Regions from separate parts of the Mus musculus genome. Here region 2 is linked to region 1. A link is a loop called in an ENCODE intact Hi-C map of the cell type or tissue named here. Cell type or tissue: gastrocnemius. All regions are shown on one strand. Each heading gives the region's core, and the rest is flanking DNA. Links, peaks and the distances in the headings are about the cores only.

Region 1 (2,901 bases), core at 198-2,697:
CTGCGCCCTGACCCGGTGTTCCGCGTGTAACCACTGGAGAGCACTGCGGTGGAGCTGCTGCGTTCCCATTTTGCAGGCGGGACAGCTGAGGCGGGTGAGCAGAGTGCTTGCCCAAAGTTTATACAGCGAGTCCGAGTCCGTGGAGTCTCCCAATTCTCCCTGCCTCCAAACCAAGGCATTTGGCTACCCCTCGCTGCCTTACCCCATCCCCGGGAGCATATTGGGCTCTGTGGCCACAAAGAGAAACTTCCTAAGGCCTTCCTGGCCACAGCTTAAGCTCCGCTTCAAACACAGACACCACCACCATCACCACCACCACCACCACCTGCAAGGGAGTCTCCCTGCAAGGCAGCGGTAGTTGAGGCTCTGCACCCGAAGCTGGGCACACAAGCAGCTGGTGGGAGTCTGGGCTGATGTCAGGAGTCTCCTCCAGCCGTTGTGACCCGCCAACCCAGACAGTTGAGCTCTGCCGCCGCCAGACTTTGTGCTTCGCAATCACTTTTCCGGGCCGCATTCACCAGAGCCTGTCCTCAGGTGGTGCACAGCGACTCAGCCCGGCTGCTGGAACTCCTAACAGGCCTGGGCTGAGTCTGGACAGATGAATGGGAGCTGATGGGTAGGAGTTGCTCAGCTGAAGGAAGTGGAGAAGGGTATCCCAGACTGCGGGAACGACATGTGCAAAGTCACAGAGGCGGAAAGCATCCTGGTGTACTTAGTACAGAGGGACCCGTGGAGTTGGGTAGCACTAGAGCAGAAAGAAATGCTGTACAAAATCGCCTCGCTCTTGTCATCCGAGGACAGGAAAGTAGCCCAGGATAGGACCAGAAGGGTAGATAAGCGCTGAGACCCAGGCCACCTGTTATGTCACAATTTAGAGAGACTGTGGGGTGTCTCACCTCTAAGCCTCCCGACCTGTACCTTTTTGAGTGGCAGGCGCATTTCTTCCTACCCATCCTTCAGATCTTCTTTGCAGACCCAATGAAACCTTATGCTGCCTCTGTCTACTAACCTAATCCCCTTCCCCGAAGAGGGACCATAAGAACTCAGGGTTCCCTAACCGAGGCTAGGCACCGAGGTGGGTCCAGCTCCAGTAGCACACACCCCACCCCCGCCCCTACCATCCCCCACCCCACCATCTCCCGATCCCACCTCCGCCAAGCTCGCTTCTGTTGAAGAGACGGCTGCCCCTGCGCCCTCTAGCGGATCAAATGCGCGACTGCAGAAAACTCCCTGTGGCTCGCGTGTGCTGAGGTGGGCGCTGGCAGAGGCCTACTAAATCCAGCCCTGGTCCAAGACATTGAGCACTGACTCTGGGAAGCACCAGGCATAGAATTGCAAAGTAACATCTCTGATTCATCTGTATGAGTGTCCCGGTCATCAGCCAGAGTGAGAGTCACACCTTGCCCCACCCCCACCCCCAGCCTCAGTTTCCCGCCTGTAAGAAATGGTTAAGGTCGCACTTCCTTACTGGTGCCTTCTCTTTTCTCCTGGGGCCTGCAAAGCTGGCTAGACTCACTCAGCGGTAGTTTTGAGCTTCCATGGTTCCCACATTCCAGCTTTGAAGGCTGGCCCTTGCAGGGTAGAGATAAGCTGTTGCCAGTTTCCCTCTCTGAGCTCCGTTGTTGCACCACACAGATGATGACATTGGCCGGGGCTGAGGTGGTGTCATTGTTGACTACACCATCTGGTTCCTTGATTGGGCCTTCTCTACACAAGCACTGTCCAATGTAACTTTCCACCACAGCGGAAATGATTTAAGGAGTCACTAACCTCTTGTGGCTATTGTGTGGTTAAAACCGTGGCTTCTACAACTGCCGGGTGCACTTATCTTTTTTATTTTGATTGATTTAGACTTAAGTGGCCACGTATGGCTTGTGGCTACCGTGTTAGCAAAAAACTTGGGTACATAGCAGCCTCCTGGTCAAAAAGACCCAGAGAAAGAGCTTGGTATGAGTGTGAACACCGGGACTTGACAGATTCAATGCAATTTCCATAACAATTCCAACACATTTCTTAACAGACCTTGTCAGAGCAAATTCTCAACTTCATGTGGAAAAACTAAAAACCCAGGATAGCTAAAAACAACCGAGAACAATAAAAGAACTCCTGGAGGTAGCACCATCCCTGACCTCCAGCTGGACTACAGAGCAGTAGTCATAAAAACTGCATGGTGTCAGTATGGGAACACAGGCTAATTAGAAATCCACACACCTCTGGATACTTGATTTTTTTCCACAAAGATAGCAAGACTATACAACAGAAAAAAAAAAAAGAAAAGAAAGAAAGTGTCTTCAACAAATGGTGCTGGTCTACCTGATGTCTGCATGCAGAATACTGCAAATAGATCCTTATCTATCACCCTGAACAAAACACAGGTCCCAGTGGATCAAGAACCTCAACATAAAACCAGACACAGTAAATCTAATAGAGAAGAAAGTGGGGAAGAGCCTTGAACTCACTGGTACAGGAGACAACTTCCTGAACAGAACACTAGTGGCTCGGGCTCTCAGATCAACAATTGATACATGGGACCTCATGAAACTGAAAAGCTTCTGTAAGGCAAAGGACAAAACGGCAGCCTGCAGACTGGGAAAGGATCTTCACCAACCCTACATCTAGCCCTACAAAGAGCTAATATCCAAAATTTATAAAGAACTCAAGAAGGTAGACACCAACAACACAAATAACCCTATTTAAAAATGGGGTACAGTGCTAAACAGAGAATTCGCAGCAGAGGAATCTCAAATGCCAGAGAAGCAAAAAGGAAATGTTCAAACTCCTTAGTCATCAGGGAAATTCAAATAAAAACGACTCCGAGATTCCATCTTACACCCGTCAGAACCGCTAAGATCAAAAACTCAAGGGATAGCACATGTTGTCGATAATGTGGAACAGGGGGGG
Region 2 (2,901 bases), core at 214-2,713, 58 kb after region 1:
ATATCATACATGCACGATACACATATGCACACACATACATGACAGACAACACACATAGCACATACCAATACATACTGATATACAATACACATACACGCATATAACCACAACATGCATGACACAACAAAAGCACAATATACATATGACATATAATACATACATAATACATAGTATGTATGATTTGTGGCATGCCTGATATATATATGGCATGAAAGCTATACATGTGATTCACACTATGCATGATACTCAAACAAGATACACTTATAATGAATTATACATACATGATACACCCACACAATACATATCCAGAACATACATACACACATGATATACATTATTCACATGATACATGTATGATACATGCATATCTATGAGACACATAGTACAAATGCCTATGATCCATACATATACATACACAGGACCTCCCTCTGTTACAGACCTAACCCTCTCTAGAGATAAATACCCACAATAAACATAAACAATACAAGCATGCACACAGATGGACAGGTGGACAGGTGGTGGCAGGTGCAGAGACAGAGGATTCCACAGAAGGCACCCACACGTGGCCACCACTCACCTGATCTCACGGACATTCTTCTCAGTCACCTCCACGTGGATGACAATGGGGTAGACCTCGCTGTGCACCAACTCCCGCACTCCCCGTGCACCCAGCTCCAACAGGCAGTGCTTCTTTTCAGACAGACAGACAGACAGTTTACTCCTGGGCCCACCCTTCCCTGCTGCATCCACCCCTGCCAACACCTCTCAGGGGACAGTCCTGCTTCATCAGCAAAGAACCAAAGGAAACTGGAGACGCAGACTCATGTGTGTGCTGGGAGACGGTCAGGTCTCTCCGGACCTCCGACTCTACTCTCATCCCCACCAGCCACCCCCCTGCAGCCCCAGCCAACAAACAGAACAATGGAAGTTCAGGAATAACAATGTTCAGGTAAGAGATACCAGCCCACTCCTCAAGTAACCCACAAGGTCATCATCTCAACCCAGCCCAAGGGGTGGCCCAGATGCTGGTTCTGGGTCCCAGAGGGCAGCCTTGCCCCCTCTGGCACTTACCTTCCCGACAGACTCCTGGATGGCACGGATCCTGCTGCCTAGCCCAGCAGTGGCCGGCCAGGCTTTGGGGGCTCCGGGAGCTGAGGACGTACACTGTTCCTCCCCAGAGAGGCTCTCTGTGGAGAACAAGGACGTGTATGACTCAGGACCACAGGCCTGGCTGCCCACTGCCACCCAGATGCATTGCCCCTCCAGCCCATACCAATACAGCCACCCACCCAGGCGGCAGGCAGGCTCACCTGCTGGGCACACTTGGAAATCCAGCCTGGAGCTTGGCAGATCCAGCAGGTTACGGATGAGGCGAGGCGCCAGGCACTCAGGCAGGAGGACCACAGGCCTCAAGGCAGACACCAACAGCGGTCGCACCAGGCTGTAGGGTTTTAGGCTTCGTTCTAGCTCTGCAGAGAAGGAGTATGGAAGAGGTGAGGAGTTCCCCAGCGTACTTAAGTCAACATCATCTTCTGCCACACACACACACACACTCCCTCTCCCTCTCCCTCACCCTCTCCCTCTCCCTCTCCCTCTCCCTCTCCCTCTCCCTCTCCCTCTCCCTCTCCCTCTCCCTCTCCCTCTCCCTCTCCCTCTCCCTCTCCCTCTCCCTCGCCCTGGTATTCTCGCAGAAGGCATCTTTCTGATCCTGTCTCAGGTCTGCCCCCTACAGGCCACTCTGCAGTCAGCACCTAGGCTCCCAGCCATCAACACGATCATGTGACTGACTCCCTGCTTTCAATGCTGGGCTGACTTCCCAACATCCCAGGGCAAAGGTCACATCCTCCCAGTGGTAACAAAGGCCCTGTCTGAAAGCCTGGGGTGAATTCAGCATCGGACCTGCTCTTGCTTTAGCTGCCTGCAATGTTAGGGCTTTTGCCTGCCGCTCAGAGCCATGCACCGTCAGCCCAGGTAACTTCCACTAGCCACCACAAACTCAAGTCTCACCTTCCTAGGTTCCCTGCACATGGGCACCTGGCTCTAACTACACTCATGGTCTCATCTGCTAGACAAGACGCCCCTAAGCAAGGGGTTGCTGATTGCCCTGGACTTCAAAGAGGCTCTCCCCACCTTCAAAGTCACCACCCACACCGAGCTCCTGTGACCGTGCATGAGCCTCACCTCCATCAGGAGTAGGCTCCTCTCCCTCTCTTCCCAAACCTTCCCTCACCTCCGCATCCCTGGTGCCCTTCAGAAGTACCATTTTCTCATCTGGCTCCTCCCCAGCCCCTTGCTCTCCTCAGTGTGGTGGATGTTACTGGTTGTCCACGCTCCTCAGAGCCACTTGCAAACACACACACCAGCACCTGCCAGTGGGCTCTCTTCAATCCATCCCACCATCAGGGAGCCTTGTCGCTCTGGATTGTTCCCACTGCTAAGCCAGGGGCCACCCAGAGGCACACTGGGCACTTGAGCAGAGGGCATGTCCCCTATGTCCTCAGACTTACCTGAGCAGGGCTCTGCAGGGAGCTGTTCTGCTGAGTCTCCTGCAGTGCCCCCTGCAGGCTTGGGCCTCACCAACCCTAGGGCTCGCTTCTTCAGCTAGGTGGACAAGGAAGGGAGATCGTTGTCACAATCCATCCCAGCAACGAGGGAATGCTGAGGGGGCATCCTGCCACTGCCGTCCAGATTCAACAGTTCCGCACATAGCCACCCTCCTCCCTGTCCCCACCCCCTCCTATCCCGTCGACACCCCCCCAAGTTATCGTTCCATCCCCACACTCCTCATCCCACATCCCCACCCTCAGGCTACTCCAGCACAGTCTCTCCACCAATGAACGAGCAGCAAGCCCTTGGGTAGGAAAACCTAGGACACTCACTCACACTACTTAGCCCAAGCCT

The links. Hi-C counts contacts between places; a loop is a spot of excess contacts. Peaks named below come from ENCODE experiments on the same cell type or tissue, not always from the same donor. Only the 100,000 strongest peaks of a DNase experiment are listed, where the experiment ranks them.
Region 2: it touches region 1 in a loop (2.5-fold over the local background); 1 of 42 quality-filtered maps calls a loop at or near these places.

What each region holds. Positions count from the first base shown.
Region 1 is chr15:78,719,091-78,721,991 of GRCm38, forward strand. No RefSeq gene overlaps it. Among named protein-coding and RNA genes, the nearest start is that of Elfn2, 1.8 kb to the left of the region's middle. In gastrocnemius, for the core only: a CTCF peak has its summit at 1,215 (motif pointing left); DNase peaks (open chromatin) are centred at 548 and 1,191; H3K4me3 peaks cover 35 bases.
Region 2 is chr15:78,776,888-78,779,788 of GRCm38, forward strand. It overlaps Card10 (caspase recruitment domain family, member 10), which reads right to left. Exons shown (of 21, transcript NM_130859.2): 17 at 2,508-2,601; 18 at 1,311-1,469; 19 at 1,072-1,187; 20 at 578-690. Among named protein-coding and RNA genes, the nearest start is that of Mfng, 4.9 kb to the left of the region's middle. In gastrocnemius, for the core only: CTCF peaks have their summits at 1,762 (motif pointing left) and 2,540 (motif pointing left); DNase peaks (open chromatin) are centred at 1,305 and 1,742; H3K4me3 peaks cover 688 bases; H3K27ac peaks cover 863 bases.